Regions from separate parts of the Homo sapiens genome. Here regions 1 and 2 are each linked to region 3. A link is a contact called in ENCODE Hi-C or POLR2A ChIA-PET data. All regions are on one chromosome and are shown on one strand. Each heading gives the region's core, a stretch centred on a gene start or an enhancer-like site at or near the end of the contact. The rest is flanking DNA. Distances are from core to core; before and after follow the strand shown.

Region 1 (4,285 bases), core at 1,553-4,052, 940 kb before region 3:
ATGTTTGTAAGGTCACTGTCGAGCCTGTGTCCGACCCAGTCTCTGATGTCTGCATGATGGTCTCTGAAATAGATTAAAATGAAATTAAAGTTTAAAATGTCACTCCTGCATGACTAGCTTCCTTACAATTGTTCTTAAAATCCTATACTGAAACTAACTTTCAACTCTCATACCTCTTATCCCAACATACTACCATGACAGTCCGTGCATGTGTATGGTCATTCTGACCACTTTATAAATAATTACTAATCCACATTCTTTAAAAAAATTCCCATTAGCACCTCTTATCCTGAGACTATCCAGGTTAAATTTCATTGAAAGCTACCTTCTATCTCATTTGTTATAAATTGTTTAAATCCCTTTATAAACTATCATCCAAAATTATATCAAAATGTTCTTAATTCTCAGAACACAAACCCTACCTGGATGTAAGTGTCATGAATTCTACTTTCTTGACACTTTTATAGGCTGTCAGGATGTCACCAGAATATAATTTAGAGTAAATCATTTCTTTTTTTTTTTTATACTTTGTTTTAGGGTACATGTGCACAATGTGCAGGTTAGTTACATATGTATACGTGTGCCATGTTGGTGTGCTATACCCATTAACTCGTCATTTAACATTAGGTATATCTCCTAATGCTATGCCTCCCCCCTCCCCTCCACCCCACAACAGGCCCCGATGTGTGATGTTCTCCTTCCTGTGTCCATGTGTTCTCATTGTTCAATTCCCACCTATGAGTGAGAACATGCGGTGTTTGGTTTTTTGTCCTTGCAATAGTTTGCTGAGAATGATGGTTTCCAGCTTCATCCGTGTCCCTACAAAGGACATTAACTCATCATTTTTTATGGCTGCATAGTATTCCATGGTGTATATGTGCCACATTTTCTTAATCCAGTCTATCATTGTTGGACATTTGGCTTGGTTCCGAGTCTTTGCTGTTGTGAATAGTGCCGCAGTAAACATATGTGTTCGTGTGTCTTTATAGCAGCATGACTTATAATCCTTTGGGTATATACCCAGTAACGGGATGGCTGGGTCAAATGGTATTTCTAGTTCTAGATCCCTGAGGAATCGCCACACTGACTTCCACAATGGTTGAACTAGTTTATGGTCCCATCAACAGTGTAAAAGTGTTCCTATTTCTCCACATCCTCTCCAGCACCTGCTGTTTCCTGACTTTTTAATGATTGCCATTCTAACTGGTGTGAGATGGTATCTCATTGTGGTTTTGATTTGCATTTCTCTGATCGCCAGTGATGATGAGCATTTTTTCATGTGTCTTTTGGCTGCATAAATAGAGTAAATCATTTCTAAGGTCCTTTCCAACTTTAAAACTTACTATTTGGTGATCTAAAACAATTAACGTATATCCAAAAGCCAACTGATATGCCCTAAACTTAGCCAAAGAATCAAGTTAACTAATTTTGTGTATGGTATAATATGGTACTAAAATCAAAATTCGATTATAGTCTTATACAAAGATAGCCCCAAATCCATAACATTTAATACAGTTGAAAGATGAGGGAGACTACTATCATGTAAATGAGATTTGTAAACAAAGACATGTACTTTCTCTCATTCACAATTAAACATGCCACGTTTCTCAGTTTTGCCTGACCTGCCATTGTTTACTCTAACAGGTATGCTTTCTCCGGCTTCCTGGCCTTGACATCCCCTTTTACTACTTATGCATTCAATAAAAGAAATATGAATTTCCTTGCTATTGAGCAAAGACCAGATTTCTAGTTTTCTTTCCTGGAGGAATGGAGCAAGAGAAACAGTGTTTAATTGGTAGCATAAGAAAAGCACTGCATCATAGTTTAAATCTATATGAAATACAGTGAACATTAATTTTTAACTAAGAAATTTTTGAAAGAGTATTCAGTTTTTCAAGGAGAAAATTAACCCCTCTTGGCATCTGTTGTCACAGCATGACTTCTTCTAATTTTCCCCCAAAACCTTCAATCATATTCAATTTCAGAAACGGACCTCTGAAGACAATGCATCTATTCTTCTTATTTTGTAAACGAGGAACCTAAAACCCAGAGAGATTAAGAGACTTGTTCAAGGTGACAGGAGTAGACTTGGGACTGGGCTTTTTCACTTTGACTCTGTGCTTAATTTTCTTTCTACACTTTGACATTGGCATCTTTTTAGGGGATTATTTTCTCATTCTTTTGTTAGTGAAACCCCTAAAGCAGCACAATAAACCTTGTACATGCAAAAGGTATAGCAGTAACAACTAGCACTGATTGTTCAACACACGCTAAGAATTCTTTTAAGTGCTTGATATATTTATTAATTTAAAAATGAATCCATGTAACAACTCAATGCAGTTGGTATGACTATAATCTGCATTTACAAATGAGGAACCTCAGGCACAGAGAGCAGAAGTGGCTAGGGGTTTACAAAATAAATGGAAAGTGATCAATTCAGTGGCTAATACTCCTAGATGGGTTAGCTAATGCTCAGCTCCAGCATATTGTGAGTATGTGGGAAACTTCCTTCCATTTTCCGAAAGAAACTGAAAGTCCAGATTTTTATGTGAAATCTCACAAATGGTGGTTTATTTAAATGTAGTACTGATCTCCAAACACACACACACACACAATCTTTGAACCAGCATTAAGACCACAGAAATGACCAAAAATGTTTGAGAATGACACTATTTTTTACTACACAAAATTCTTGCCTAACGAGTATTACTAGAGGACCAATAGTTCTCAAAATTTGGGGAGAGAATACACAAATTAAGAACCCAGTCTGTGCCTCTTCCTCTTTCTTCTACCACAGACAGGAAACAAAAAAAAAAAATCCCTAAAAAAGAAAGCAAAAGCCAGGGTCCTTTGATTTATTACACATTTATATGCCATTTGTGCTATAGCAGAGGAACTATTAGTAAGAGTGAGGCAATGCTTTTCTGCAAAGAATAAGGAATGAACCAGACATTAGATATCATCTTCTGTGAGGTCTTTTTCAGCCTCTCTTGTCAACTCCAAGATGGCTGGTGGCCTCTGTCAGTTTAGTGTACAGATGAGGAAGACAGCGTTGCCAGTTATAGCTTCTCCTTTAAGCTGTTCAACTAAGAGTAGATGAGTTTCTTACAATGATGTCACTCGCACTAAATCTGCCTCCTATTTCCCCCAGAGCTGGATGGGAATGTTCCAGAGTCTAACTTGTTTGCACATACATTGTATTACAGACTACTCTACATACTTTTTTTGGTCTATGACCCACACTTTGACATCAACTGTTTTAGATCAAACACATGCAAGAATGTAAAGAAAAAAGTTCTCTTTAAAAATTAAAACTACCATGTATACATATGTAACTAACCTGCACAATGTGCACATGTACCCTAAAACTTAGAGTATAATAAAAAAAAAAAAAAAAAAAAAAAAAAATTAAAACTACCTTTAAAGTAATTCTTAACAACTCCCAATAAGCCACCTGGGAGAGCATATCAGAAGATAAAAGGCATAGATTTGGAAATTGGCCTTCTATGGACTACATTTGACTCCCCACTCGGGTTTTGTTTGACTCAGAGTGATTACAAAATTCTTAATTGCTAACATTTAAAAATCAGAAAACTTTGAACTAAAAAACAAATTTCCAGGCCGGGCACAGTGGTTCATGCCTGTAATCCCAACACTTTGGGAGGCCAAGGTGGGTGAATCACCTGAGGTCAGGAGTTCAAGACCACCCTGGACAATACGGTGAAACCCTGTCTCTGCTTAAAAAAAAAAAAAAAAAAAAATCAGCTGGTCATGGTGGTGGGCACCTGTAATCCCAGCTACTATGGAGGCTGAGACAGGAGAATCCCTTGAACTTGGGAGGCAGAGGTTGCAGTGAGCTGAGATCTCATCATTGCACTCCAGCCTGGGCGACAAGACCAAAACTCCGTCTCAAAACAAAAAACAAAAAAGAAACAAATTTCCAGAATTTCTTGAAACATCTGAAAATTTTAAAGAGGTGAGCACATATTATGTGTTCTATAGGCAAATTATTTAAATGGTTATACTCTTTTCAATTGAATGGCCTCTATAGGCATTTGAGTTTGTGACTCTTTTGAGGGTAATCAGAAATCTATTTCTACATATAAAGATTGAAGTAGAAAATTGCTTTTTGAGGGGGCCGGGGGCAGTGGCTCACGCTTGTAATCCCAGCACTTTGGGAGGCCAAGTGGGGCAGATCTCGAGGTCAGGAGTTTGAGACCAGCCTGAACAACATGGTGAAACCCCGCCTCTACTAAAATACAAAAATTAGCCAGGCATGGTGGTG
Region 2 (4,216 bases), core at 191-2,690, 610 kb before region 3:
CACATAAGAAAGTGATGACTTATGTTTACTTGAGCCCCTGTAATCCCAGTGGAGAGACTGAGATGCCTACCCATGAAGCTGAAGCACATATTTGGAATACGTAATGCTTTGTATTTCTTTAAAAATTTAATTTAGTTCATTTTTAAAGAGATTTTATTAGTCCATTTTCTGCTGTTTTAACAGAATATCACAGGCTGGGTAATTCATTTTAAAAAAGAAGTTGATTTGGCTCACAGCTCTGGAGGCTAGGAAGTCCAATAGCATGGCCCCAGCATCTGGTGAGGGCCTTCCCATGCATCATCCGTGGCAGAAGGCATTATGTGGTGAGCAAGTGCATGAGGTGGAGAGAAAATGGGGGCCAAACTTACCCTTTGATCAGGACCCCACTTCTGAGATAACTAATCCACTCCTGTAACAGCATTAATCCATTCACCAGGCAGAGCCCTCATGACCTCATCACTTCTCAAAGGCCCCACTCCCCAATACCATTTTATTGGAAATTAAATGTCAGCATGGGTTTTGGAGGGAACATTCAAACCATAGCAGAGAAAAAAGGCACTCCTTAGTCTGTGGTGATTAAAAAGGGTGAAGGGAGCAGGAATAAACTCAGCAATTCAGCACCCTGCGTACACCAATCTGAGAGATATAAAAAATATTTCCTGTTCAGGCAACAAAAACTTAAAAGCCAATAGTTATGGTACGCAAATAACTGATAAGCTAAACTGTATTAACAGTATAAACTGTTTTGTATTCCACTCTATATAACTTTACCAGGTAGGTTCCATTCTGGATTATTACAAATAGGGATTTGACATTTCTTTTATAATTGGACGCCTGGGGTGTACAATAAAAATATTTCAGTCTCTGCACCTCCCCTCTCTGCTTCCTTCTTTTACAATGGCAAATTTCCCTTCTCTTCTACAAGCTGACAAAATACAGCCTGCTTTCTGGCTCGCATGTACCACATGCTGGTCACACACAGCTGTTTACAAAAATGCAGACTTTTGCTGCCTAGAAGAGTATTTTACCCGGTACTCAGCAGTTATAGACAAGTGATTATCTTTAAACTCTGATCTTAAATTTGAGTGATGTAAGATGGTTGATTTATTCTTTATAATTATTCCATAAAAATAATAAATAGATACCTAATCTGAAAGATAGTTACAGATCTTGCTTTATGGAGGTCACTGAATTCTTCAGTGTTCCATGAATAACACTGTTCGGGTCTAAGAGGTCACAGCACAAATAGAAAGTAGTGTTGGATACACATTTCTTAGTCTCTACCAACAGAGATCACCAACATGAGAATTGTTCAGAAGGATAACGATGCCTCAAGTATGTAAGGTATGTCTGTAATACAAATGAAACAGGCATTTGGGGGAGAAAAAACCTTTTGCCTTACTCGAGAGAGGAGCCATTCCAGAGGCTTGCCTGCACGGAAGTCTGTGGCTCTAGCTGCATTTCAATGCAGTGCTTAGTTTATTCACCAGGGGTCATCAAAGGTCTGGATTTTCTTTGTCTACTTGTTGACTCATATGTACTCTCTATATACACTCAAGAACCACTGGATTCTTTAGAATTGTGCATCAGGAGATGTGGCTTGCTTTCCTTCTCCCCACCACTCCAGGCCCACCCCCAGCACTTACTCTTTATAGATTTCTACCAGCACACTGCAGCAAGCAAGTCCATTAGATGCATCACAGAAATGCCTTTTCTAACTAAACTAACTTATTTAAAAAAAAAGAGAGAGAGGAAACATGGTATCTAATTAGGTTTTTAAAAAATAATCATTTTCCAAAGTTAGAAAGTGAAAGGCTTTTCACACTATTGTTTTCTAGATTCATGAACCAAATTGCATGCTTGGAAAACAAATGGGTCACGGTTCACTTCTGTTAGATTTCACTTAGTAACGGGTCACAGAGGGCCAGATCAGGTCACCAGATGAACCAGTTAACACTAGGCTGGGACTTTTTAGTCCCTGTTGAGCAAGTAAATAATGAAAGTTTTCAATGAAGATTTTGTTTCTGGCACGGGTAGGATCTCATGGGTCTTGGTGAACCTGATGTCTGGATTGAATACCACCTTTTGTGCAGCCCGCAGTTCCTATCTCAGTTTTCTGTGAAGCACCCTTAAATACCTTTAGTACATAGCTATTGCAAGTAGTTTGATACTTTCTTACCTCTATCCTCTGAATAAACCAGATTGCATCCTTTGAAAGCTCAAAAGTGAGACATATTTCAGCCACAACGAGGAGTGGATTCAGCTTATAGCTTCTTCCCAGGGGAACATAGCTTCTATTTATGAATCAGTGGTATTGAGAGGTGACAACCTGCTGACAGCCCTCGCAGCCCTCGCTCGCTTTCGGCGCCTCCTCGGCCTTGGCGCCCACTCTGGCCCCGCTCGAGGAGCCCTCCAGCCCGCCGCTGCACTGACGGAGCCCCTTTCTGGGCTGGCCAAGGCCGGAGCCTGCTCCCTCAGCTTGCAGGGAGGTGTGGAGGGAGACGCGCAGGCCGGAACCGGGGCTGCGCGCGGCGCTTGCGGGCCAGCGCGAGTTCCGGGTGGGCGTGGGCTCAGCGGGCCCGCACTCGGAGCAGCCGACCAGCCGGCAATCCCCGGGCAGTGAGGGGCTTAGCACCTGGGCCAGCAGCTGCTGTGCTCAATTTCTCGCCCGGCCTTAGCTGCTTCCCTGCGGGGCAGGGCTCGGGACCTGCAGCCCGCCATGCCTGAGCCTCCCCCCACTCCGTGGGCTCCTGTGCGGCCGGAGTCTCCCCGACGAGCGCCGCCCCCTACTCCACGGCGCCCAGTCCCATCGACCGCCCAAGGGCTGAGGAGCGCGGGCACACGGCGCGGGACTGGCAGGCAGCTCCACCTGCGGCTGAGTGCGGGATCCACTGGGTGAAGCCAGCTGGGCTCCTGAGTCTGGTGGGGACTTGGAGAACCTTTATGTCTAGCTAAAGGATTGTAAATACACCAATCGGCACTCTGTATCTAGCTCAAGGTTTGCAAACACACCAATCGGCACCCCGTGTCTAGCTCAGGGGTTGTGAATGCACCAGTGGACACTGTATCTAGCTACTCTGGTGGGGAGGTGGCAAACTTTGTGTCTAGCTCGGGGATTGTAAATGCACCAGTCAGCACCCTGTCAAAACGGACCAATCAGCTCTCTGTAAAATGGACCAATCAGCAGGATGTGGGGGGGGGTGGGCGGGGCCAGATAAGAGAATAAAAGCAGGCTGCCCGAGCCAGCAGTGGCAATCCCCTCAGGTCTTCCTTCGCTGTGTGGAAGCTTTGTTCTTTCGCTCTTTGCAGGAACTCTTGCTGCTGCTCGCTCTTTGGGTCCACGCTGCCTTTAGGAGCTGTAACACTCACGGCGAAGGTCCGCAGCTTCACTCCTGAGCCAGCGAGACCACGAGCCCACCGGGAGGAAAGAACAACTCCAGACGCGCCGCCTTAAGAGCTGTAACACTCACCGTGAAGGTCCGCAGCTTCACTCCTGAGCCGGCGAGACCACGAACCCACCAGAAGGAAGAAACTCCAAAGACGTTCAAACATCAGAAGGAACAAACTCCGGACACGCCACCTTTAAGAACTGTAACACTCACCGCGAGGGTCCATGGCTTCATTCTTGAAGTCAGTGAGATCAAGAACACACCAATTCTGGACCCAGTATCTCCCCATACCCTAACTCCTTTCCCAAAGTAGGCAGAAAAACAGCCCTGTTGTTCCGGTGGAAGCCTTAGCTCTGTATTCCTTTTAGACTGTATTTCAAAACGCATTATTAGAGCCCCAAAGTCACCTGGTGAAAGAATGTGAGAGCTGGAAGTGGCCTCAAAATCCAGTTGAACCCTCTTATTTCATATGTTTGGAAACTGAGCACTAGAAAAGGTAAGTACTGCTTCAAGTCAATTGCTGACAAAATGGATCTAGTCTATTTCTATTGCATGGTGCCTGTTTCCAAATAAGATGTGGAGAAATCTTAACAATACAAAATACATAAGGTAATACCACAGAAAAAGGCAAACGAGACTATGGAATGAGGAGGGAGTCAACTATGACAGATGGCACAGGTGGTAAATTTAGCTCTGAACATTCTTGAGATAACCCAGGGCACATGGTAGCAGTTAGGACTCCTCTCTCCAAAGGTTACTGGTCGTTTTCTTATAGACTTGTCAGGAATGCTATAAAAATACCATGGGACACATGGGGACCATGGTTG
Region 3 (4,395 bases), core at 1,738-4,237:
TGAATATATAGTTTCCGTTTTATGGAAAAGGAAAGTAAGACTCAGGAAGATAAAACAACAAAACCAAGACTGCAAAACCAGTAAGCGACAGAACTAGGGTTTAGACCCAGATCCACCTAACTCCAAACCTTGCCATTCCTCAAAACTATCACTTATGGGAAACGTGCGATGTTCACTGCTCCAGAGCTCATGTCCCAAGTCCTATACAATTTGTATATTCCTTTAGTTGGCAAGTTTTTATGATAGTAGAGAGATGTTCATACTAATTACACTACAGATCTGCTAAAAAGATCTATGAAAAGAGGTCTACAAAGTTATCTGTCAATTCTACATGAATACTCATATATTCTGATAAGGAAGACACTAACTCACTAAATTCCAAGAGAAAAATAGATCAAGTAAATGGACAATTTCCAGAGGACAGAATATAAATGACTAATAAATATTTAAAAATCTAATATTACTAGTAAATGTTTTTAAATGCACTAAAATGAGATACTACTTTTAACCTATCAAATTAGGAAAAGAAAATACTCAGAGTTGGTAGTGTCATTGGCTTCTAGTGCACAAACAAATTGGTACAACTTTTCCCGAAAGTAATTTGGCAACACATAGAATCATTAAAAGTGCAAATCATTTAACCCCAAAACTCTCATTCTGGGACACAGTCCTGAGGAAATAATCAGAAGCTCAGAAAAATACTTTATCTACAAAGACCTTCACCAAAGTGTTAATTATTGTAACAAAGCTGGAAATAACATAAATGTCTAACAATCAGAAAATAGTTAATTAAATACAGCCATATGATTAGATAGTATGCAGCTATTAAAGTGATATGGTCAAAAAATTAATGACATAGGAAATGTTCATTTGAAAATAAAGATACAAAATCGTACGGACAGTATTTTCATACTTTTGATTTAAACGAATGAAGGCAATATTTTGCAATGATTCTGAACATTTCTATGTACTCTACAATGATGTATATTTCCTTTATAATCAAAAAAATATATCTAACAAACAAAAAGCTTCAGGCTCCTTCCGGTCATTTTTTCTGACATGCTGAGTTGGACAAGGGCCTCAAGCATCACTGAAGTAAAAGAACATGGAGGATCCCTTTGGGCCAATATCTGACTCATTCTACCATATCACAAGGCCAGACAAAAGCTGATTAATGTTCATAATAATGATCACAATAGTAGCATAATAGTAGAGGTGGTAGCAACCAGTTTTGTTTACTCAGTACCAGGCTCCACTATCCATCTTTCAGATATGTTGTATCATTTAATCCTCACAAAACTCTATGAGGCAACTATTACCCCCATTTGAAAGATGAAGAAACTGGGGTTCAAAGAGATGAAAATATTTGCCCCAAACCACACAGCTTATGTGACCAAGCAGGAGCTAGGACCCAGATCTGATTTCCCAGGATGGTTTGCTCTTTCTCTAATGTCTAACTGGTAAGATTGGCAAGGCTGTGTGTGTGTGTGTGTGTGTGTGTGTGTGTGTGTGTGTTTAGTTTTGAAATGCAAAAACTGTATTTGTCCATAGCATGACTTCTTTTCACAGGAGTCAGGACACCTGATTCTAATCCTATCGCTTCTCCTGACTAGACAAGTTTCCTTGAACAAGGCATATCCCATTGAGATTTTGCTGCTGCTATGTGTTGGCAGTGTTGGACTAGATGAGTTTCCTTTAAGCTTAGCTTGTTAAAACACAGCTTTCAGGTCTTTCTGTAGACCTACTGAATGAGACTTTCTGGTAACAAAATTATACGTATATATAGAGAGATAGATGGATTTCTATTATATATGTGTGTACACACACACACACACACACATACACACACACACACACACACAATTTTTTAAACAAGCTCCCTGGATTATTCTTATTCAGGATGAGAATTCAGCTCAGGACTGGTATTTGGGAGTCACCATACTAGACAACCTATGAGGTACTGTTCATATCTACTAGTCAATGACTGTATAGGGCCCCAAACTTGAAGTCAAGATGTGGCTACCACTGAATTTCAAATAGGTCTGGAAGAATCTAAAGGGCATGTGACTTGTTCACAGGCATTGTTCTGCATGAAGTTTGGGGACAGACCCAGGGAGAAAAAGGAACTGGGGGAAAATAGTGTAAGTACTGGAGATTGGTTCCTGTAGCCAGCCCCATGGGAGAAGGAGCTGCAAGTAGAAAGTAGAGGAACCAAAAATATAGCCTCATATTGTATCACCTAAGGAGCCTGGAAAAAGCACTGTTGCTTGGGTCCCAGCTCCAGAGATCCTTATTTAATTGGTTTGGGGTATGTGCCTGAGTCTTGGGATTTTTTTTAAAGCTCCCCAAGTGATTCCATTTTGAAGCTAAGATTGAGATTCTGCATTAACACACAAGGACACAAAGCCTTCAAAATGAGACGGCTTTATGTGTTACAGGCTTACCCTTAAAACTATGTTGAAAAGCGGCATTTCAAGGACCCTCCTGGTGAGTTCATGAAGCAAAATAATCATGTTCAAAACAATTGAGACTGTCCATACAACACTACCTCGATATGTTTGGGAGGATAAACTCAACACCTCAGTCATGATTTAGTGGCTTGGCTTATATATTTGGTGGCATAGATAGAATTCTGTCCCCAGGTGTGTAAGTCACATGAAGCCAGTCCTCAATGACTGGATTTGTCTTCTTCACTGAAGTGAATTGATCTGTTGTTTTGTCACTATGTAGCTAAAGCCAGTGGGAGGGTGCCAGTTATTTGGAGAAAATGTTTCATTTTGAAGTACCAAAGACAGCCGATGAATTGTGTTCATGAAATACATGCTTCACTCTACTTTTTAATTTGCTCCTGTTTAAGTTAACTGAGAGTTTCGTCTTTATTTTTAAAGAATGACATTTATATAGACGTTCAAACTGCCAATCTGTTACATAAACAGCCTTGTTTTTTGAAGGGCTGGCGCCGCCTAGAGGCCAAATAGGTGCAGAGGTTTGGATTGCTAACCGGAAAGAACCTCTCCAACCTGTTGCTTCTGGTCCTTCTGTGATCCGTCTCTGTTGTGTGTATTTAGGGTCAGGTAAAGCTAATCAGACTTTTCATTGAGCAAAGTTTCCCAAGCAAGGGTGGAGATGCCACAGTGACATTTCAAAGCCAGATAACAATGCAATGATGGGATTTGGGAAGTTTGGTACAAAAGAAGCTTCTCACTGGGATCAAAACGTGCCCAGAGAACCAGAAACTGTAGGGGGAGGGAAGGGGGAGGGGAGGGGAGGGGGAGGGGGGAGGGGGAGGGGAGGGGAGGGGGTAGGGGAGGGGTGGGGGAGGGGAGGGGGAGGGAAAGGAAAGGAAAGGAAAAGAAAAGAGACAGAAAGGTAAAGCAAGTTTTTGGTGGGTAGTTTCCTAGAGTGAACTTAAGAGCAAACATTCTCTCATTTGGTATTGACCAAGACACAAAGACTAGGGAGAAGTCAACATTTAATACCAGCTGACAAGCGGCTTTGCTTCTTGCTCATCAGTGAATTCACCATGTCCTCACGGCTTGGCTTAGCATGAGGTTGATATTCCCCTAGAATCTCTGGATCTATTCCCTTTTTCTACAGCCTTCTCCATACTTTTAATATTTTCTTTCTTACATGGCCAACTTTTAATTACCACAGGGGAACAGAGTTAGTATGTATTTTTTAAATCTCTGAATAATCCAAAACGTCTGTACCCAGATAGAAGTTTAGGAATTACAAATCAAATGAGAAAAAAAAAAAAAAGTATGTCATTTTCCTTTATTTGCCATGACTGATGTCATCTGACTTTTGAGCTGAATAGAAGTGAGGGGGTGGGGGAAAACTTCAACTTCCCAATTAAAAGGCAACTCAATTCCAGGATGAAACATTCTTTTATTTTGTCTTACCCAGTGTCTTTGGGGCAAATTCCTCATCTTTCAGGATGCATCCTCCATCCCTGTTCTCCTTGCCCGGATGGTTCCTGGGTCTAGGGTTAAGCTTCTGTGTATTTGTGGTGGCAGGACAGCAGGAATGAGGGAGTGAGGGTGATGGTCCATGTGCTCATCTCCACATCCACGCTATTAACCACCATGGACACTTGAACCTGGAGACCGTTGTCGGAACCAGATCCCACCTGATTCTTGTTTTTGTTTAATTTTTTTGGAGACAGAGTCTCGCTCTGTCACCCATCACCCAGGCTGGAGTTCAGTGGCACTATCTCAACTCACTGAACCTCCGCCTCCTGGGTTCAAGCAATTGTCCCTGCCTCAGCCACCCAAGTAGCTAGGATTATAGGTGTGGGTGACCCCTCCTGGCTAATTTTTGTATTATTAGTATAGATGGGGTTTCGCCATGTTGGCCAGGCTGGTCTCAAACACCTGCCTCGGCCTCCCAAAGTGC

Evidence for each region. Hi-C counts contacts between places; a loop is a spot of excess contacts on that map. ChIA-PET counts read pairs that join two places held with the same protein, here RNA polymerase II (POLR2A). Pooled maps may share reads with other maps.
Region 1: a pooled map shows a loop between it and region 3 (2.8-fold over the local background). The contact joins two enhancer-like sites. A Hi-C loop is called at or near these places in 4 of 50 pooled maps. POLR2A ChIA-PET finds 5 or more read pairs at or near these places in 2 of 52 experiments (HEK293 and activated CD4-positive, alpha-beta T cell).
Region 2: a map of CD4-positive, alpha-beta memory T cell shows a loop between it and region 3 (32-fold over the local background). The contact joins two enhancer-like sites. A Hi-C loop is called at or near these places in 54 of 168 maps with a recorded cell type or tissue (CD14-positive monocyte, CD4-positive, alpha-beta T cell, CD4-positive, alpha-beta memory T cell and 32 more), 35 of 37 single-sample maps with no recorded cell type and 46 of 50 pooled maps. POLR2A ChIA-PET finds 5 or more read pairs at or near these places in 2 of 52 experiments (A673 and MCF 10A).

The regions. Positions count from the first base shown.
Region 1 is chr9:3,395,534-3,399,818 of GRCh38, forward strand. It overlaps RFX3 (regulatory factor X3), which reads right to left. Exons shown (of 17, transcript NM_001282116.2): 2 at 1-63. The coding sequence starts at 55. Among named protein-coding and RNA genes, the nearest start is that of RFX3, 130 kb to the right of the region's middle. Within about 2 kb of position 2,803, at least 7 of the 41 ENCODE cell types and tissues checked have a DNase peak (open chromatin) inside an H3K27ac peak, as active enhancers do.
Region 2 is chr9:3,731,316-3,735,531 of GRCh38, forward strand. No RefSeq gene overlaps it. Among named protein-coding and RNA genes, the nearest start is that of RFX3-DT, 65 kb to the left of the region's middle. Within about 2 kb of position 1,441, at least 8 of the 41 ENCODE cell types and tissues checked have a DNase peak (open chromatin) inside an H3K27ac peak, as active enhancers do.
Region 3 is chr9:4,336,549-4,340,943 of GRCh38, forward strand. It overlaps a transcript of GLIS3 not described here. Among named protein-coding and RNA genes, the nearest start is that of GLIS3, 39 kb to the left of the region's middle. RefSeq lists an enhancer at 2,841-3,135. Within about 2 kb of position 2,988, at least 4 of the 41 ENCODE cell types and tissues checked have a DNase peak (open chromatin) inside an H3K27ac peak, as active enhancers do.